Regions from separate parts of the Mus musculus genome. Here region 1 is linked to region 2. Evidence: chromatin loops called from intact Hi-C (ENCODE). Cell type or tissue: left cerebral cortex. All regions are shown on one strand.

Region 1 (2,500 bases), 130 kb before region 2:
ACATAGCTGTTATGGCTTCCTCTATCACAAGAACTGGGAATAGCTATGTATTTCCCAAACATTAACAGATGGCTGTGCACACAAGTACTCATTCATTCGTTTCATTCGCTCGTTCATTCATTCATTCATTCATTCATTCTTTAGTCAACAAATATTTCCCTGGGGTCTACAAGATGCCAGGCACCAAGAGAGACAATGTGAACACCACTGGCTCAGTACTCGCTCTCAAGAACACCTCCGCTGTAGTCAAGGAGACTGCCGTTAACAAATCATGCATTCCATTACAATTTTGGTATTTAATACTAAGAACAGCAACACCCGACATATGCATGCTGTCACGCATGTCCCCCACACTCGTGGGTATAAAGCCTCCTCTCCAATCACACGGAAGGATGACCATAGGTCAGTCAAAGTGCAGTGTCAAACCTGCCCAGCCCAGACTTCCACACCCCCAGAAGAGAAAAGATTTGGTCACAGCCGAGTAACAGCAAATACGCAGGGTCTGTGCCTTGCGCGGCCATACTCCACAGGCCTCACATCCACAGGACGCTCCCCAGGGTGATGGCGCTGGAAAGAAGCCTTCCATCCTCCAAGCAAAAGGCAGGTTCGATGACACAGGTGGCCCCAGGAGCTCTGGGACCGAGATCTCTCTGCCAAGCCTCCACGCTGTCTTTCTAGGCAGTCTGGCGGCCGAGCGCTTTCCCAGAATGGATGCTTTGCTCTGGATGCAGGGTCCTCCCGAAGTGCTTCAGTCCCTCGGGTCCTCATCCCACAGCTAGCAGTAGGCCCCTCAGGCACTGCGGGGAGACCCTCCCTCCGCACCCTCTCCTCCTTGCTGCAACCCAGGATCCTCCAATCCAGGACCCTAGCTCGGGCCGCCGCCTCCCAGCTCCCTGCCACCCACGCAGACGCCGGGAGCTCCCGGGTCTCCTCGCCCCTTCGTCTCTGCCCTAGCCCGGGGGCGGAGCCACGTACCCAGGCGAAGAGCACAGCAGCGGCAGAGACAGTCTCGGAGGCGCAGGACTCCCGCGCCATGCACACGCTCAGCCGGCGCTTCCGGGAGGGCTGACGCGGGGCGGGGCCTCGGAGGCCAGGGGCAGGGCGAGTCCGGGAGCTGGGCGCGGTCAGCGGGATGGAGGCGGGGTAAAATTAGGGATTAGGAGGGGCTAATGGGACTGGAGCAAGACGTAGCTAGGTATGGTCCTGCCCTAGAGCGCCGGGACTCAACCAAAGCACTGTCAGCAGGCACCTCGCGGCCGCCAGGGAACACACCCGGAGGTGCCTTACTACACCCACACTCGTAATTCTGCACCATGTTCAGTAATCTGGAAAACTCGCCACCTGTCCCACGCTGCCCAGAGCAGATGACCTGACAGGGGTGCAACAGCACGGTGGGAAGGGACCTGAACTGAAGATGGCAAGAGTCCAGTCCTGAGTCTTCACGAAGCTACCTTGGCCCGCTTCGCTGTGCGTTTGGGAACCCGAGAGTCTTGGGGAGCCGTGTTAGCCTTCCACAGCGGAAACCCACTACTGGTGACACAACTGGGGCTGGCTATTGTCTGATGTGCCCCTGCGTTCTCCCTACTCTCCGCGGCCCCGCACCATCTGCCCTAATTCTAATCACGAGCATAGATAATTCTCATCCAAGATAGATTTTCATACAATACAGCTTTCTATCAACGTTGTCGTGATGTTGGTGAGAGTTTAGTAATACAGTGTACCAGTGCACACTGGGGGAAATGGAATTTGGAATCTGGAATCTGGAAGGAGGACAAAAAGATCATGTCCCATTTAAGGCGATGATCTGCATTCGTAGCTCTGGCCCCTGTACAGACAGGTCTCAAGGCCTCGCCTTCCTTTTCTTCCTAGACCCTCACATTGGAAAATGTGTCAGGGAAGCTTCTGTCTAGGTCTCACCTGTTCATGCTACTGACATGTTACTGTCTGCTGTGTCTTGTGAGGGAAGCCACCCTTGGTCTTTCCTCCTCCACACTGTGGTTTCTTGAAAAGTTTGGTGGTGGTGCTTAGAAAGATCCAGACAAGCCAGGCAAAGCTGCTCTTACTCCAGAAAGAGAAAATAGAAGCCGTGAGAGATTCCATGTGCTGTTCACCGGTTTGCTGTTGCCATTTTGATCACTTCTTTCCAGCCTGTTCTAATAGGAAGTCACAACAGGGTATAATAGAAAGGTGTCTTACCAGCAGTTCCGGAAGCAAGAAATGCCAGTAACTTGCACATTGCACGGTAAGGTGGACTTGTGCGGGTCTTGTGCATGCTGTCAACAGTCTCTGGTTTTACAGACAAAATCCCAGCACTGAAGAAGAGAAGTGGGCACAAAGGCCCCTCCCTGACGAAGAAGCTATTTGCAATCAATACTTCATGAGAAAGAGAAAACCAGTTGTCTCCAATGGGACGATTGGGCATATCAGTCACCCTCCTGGGTAGGTCCCATGCTCAGGAGTAGCTGACCAACATAAAACAGACTCCATGTTTCATGTGTGG
Region 2 (2,500 bases):
ATTGTAAGTTAAACTGGGAGATAAAACTCCGTGGAATTTTTATTTTTGTGTATGTGTGTGCTGGTGTACCCAGAGGCCAGGAGACAGCACGGGATCCCCTGGAGCTGGAGTGGTAGCCATCTGATGTGGGTGCTGTGAGCCAGGCTCAGGTCCTCTGCAAGAGCAGCAAGTGCCAGCTCCTAACCTCTAAGTCTCCTTGTCAGACTCACATAAAGCAAATTGTCAGAGGACAAAAGCACAAATAGTGGAAATGGAAGTGACTATTATGCTTTGAAAAAGTAAGTTTATAGGACTCTGTGTGTACTGTGTTTGTATATACCATGTATGTGTGTACTGTGTGTGTGTGTTCCATGTATGTGTGTACTGTGTGTGTACCATGTATGTGTGCACTGTGTGTGTGTTCCATGTATGTGTGCACTGTGTGTGTGTGTACCATGTATGTGTGTGCTTATGAGTCACATATCTCTATTACTGAAGGCAATCTGTTCAGGTTTTACAGAACCTGTATCCCATATCATCTTTTAGATTTAAATTCAGTAAAATTGGATTTAGCTCAGTGGTAGAGCGCTTGCCTAGCAAGCGCAAGGCCCTGGGTTCGGTCCTCAGCTCTGGGAAAAAAAAAAAAAAAAAAAAAAAAAAAGACAAAATAAATTCAGTAAAATTGATTTAAAAATAGTTGACCTTTAAAACATAAAACCAAAACAAACACCAGCCATGGAGCAAATCTTCATCCTAAGGAGGAAGAACTGCCTTTTGGGAGCATTCAGGAACCATTCACAGCCAACCTCAGTGAATAAAGGGAGTGGCAAGCTAGTTAGAAAAACAAAAACTTGCCGGGCAGCGGTGGCGCATGCCTTTAATCCCAGCATTTGGGAGGCAGAGGCAGGCGGATTTCTGAGTTCGAGGCCAGCCTGGTCTACAGAGTGAGTTCCAGGAAAGCCAGGGCTGCACAGAGAAACCCTGTTTCGAAAAATCCAAAAAACAAAACAAAACAAACAAACAAACAAAAAACAACTTTTCTGGTTTCAAAAAAGGCCAGAAATGGTGGAGCACGCCTTTAATCCCAGCACTTGGGAGACAGAGGCAGGTGGATCTCATGAATTTGAGGCCACAGCCAGGGCTCTGTACAAAGACTCTATCTCAAAACAAACAAACAAACTAAACAAACAATGAAAGCAAAAATGGTATGACTCGGGACCTAAGTAAAATGTGGTTGTTGGTTTTTTATGGTAGTTTTCAATGGTCCTGAAGAGACAGGCCAAAGAACAGTGTCAGAACAGTCAGCTGCCTCTGATGTGGGGGGGAAGAGCTCCCACTGCTGGCAGGAATGCAAACTGCTACAGTTGCTGTGACACTGGAGTTTAGATCTGCCATATGAGCCAGGTATCCATCCCAGGAATCCCAAGTCAACACACCAAAGGTACCCCGCTCAGCCAAGTTAGCTGCAATGTTCACAATAGCTAAGAAACCGAACATGCCTGTCCGTCCATCAGAGGGTGAATGGTTAAAAACAATGTGGTACATAAAGAATATGGAATTTATGTGGTCATAAAGGAAAATGAAATCATGACTTGTGTGGGAAAATGGATGGAACTGGGAATCATGTTAAGCAAAATAAGTCAGACTCAGAAAGACTCAGAAATGCCGCATGTTTTCTATTGCGCAGCTGTAGAGAAAGTAATAGAACAGAAGAGGAGAACTGGAGGGAAAAAGGCATCCGCTGAAAAGAGGAAAAAGAAGGCCAGGGGCGAATGAGGAAAAGTATGTAACACATACGAAGATGCCATGATGAAACCCCTTACTTTCTATGTTAATGTAAAAAGTAACTTCATTTATGATTAGTGTGTATTTTCATGTATCAGAGGCATACACACATACATACAAATACGTATTTTTTTAAAAGAGTTGAGTAGAAAACAGAAGAGAGTCTGGCCAGACAGAGAGTTCTAGCCAAATCTTTTGTCAAGTGCCCACATTATAAAATACCTCTACATTTGGCAATGCCACCTGATAGTTACCTTTTAGTCCTTCGACAAAAGTGTCCCAAACGCAAGGGCTGTCGTAAGTGAGCTTGATACTCTCCTTTGCTCTTTTCAAGTCCAGAAGAAAAAAGTACTTCTTTAGGAAACGACAAGCCAGGATTTCTGGAGAGAGCTGCTGTGAAGCCCGGTCCACATGCCCACCTACGCTTTCCATTGCTGAAGTCAACACATTCAGTTCCAAGCACAACGTTGTCAATTCCGCCAGGTCCCTCTGAAGGCTGTTTGTGATGGCGTATGGAGAGCATACTCGAAAACGGTCAGCCGAGGGCTCACTGAGGTTGCTTACAGGGTCACAGGTTATCTGACCTCCAGCTTCTTCAGTGACTAAAGAGACCCTTCTTCCTTCTCCACTCTCTTCATCTAATACTCTCTTTTCTGTCTCACCGAGGAGGTGTGCACCCAAGTTTGATTTCACGGTTGGACTGCTGGTATTGGAAATGCCGGGGAAGTCTTTCATG

The links. A loop is a pair of places that touch in the nucleus more often than their neighbours do. Peaks named below come from ENCODE experiments on the same cell type or tissue, not always from the same donor. Only the 100,000 strongest peaks of a DNase experiment are listed, where the experiment ranks them.
Region 1: it touches region 2 in a loop (2.6-fold over the local background); 4 of 42 quality-filtered maps call a loop at or near these places.

What each region holds. Positions count from the first base shown.
Region 1 is chr7:46,638,738-46,641,237 of GRCm38, forward strand. Sergef (secretion regulating guanine nucleotide exchange factor) reads right to left here and starts at 1,070. Exons shown (of 11, transcript NM_013789.2): 1 at 976-1,070. The coding sequence starts at 1,035. In left cerebral cortex, a CTCF peak has its summit at 1,255; DNase peaks (open chromatin) are centred at 426 and 1,082; H3K4me3 peaks cover 1,852 bases; H3K27ac peaks cover 1,641 bases.
Region 2 is chr7:46,769,589-46,772,088 of GRCm38, forward strand. Hps5 (HPS5, biogenesis of lysosomal organelles complex 2 subunit 2) reads right to left here. Exons shown (of 23, transcript NM_001005247.2): 16 at 2,019-2,500. Among named protein-coding and RNA genes, the nearest start is that of Saa2, 19 kb to the left of the region's middle. In left cerebral cortex, a CTCF peak has its summit at 1,317; a DNase peak (open chromatin) is centred at 1,314.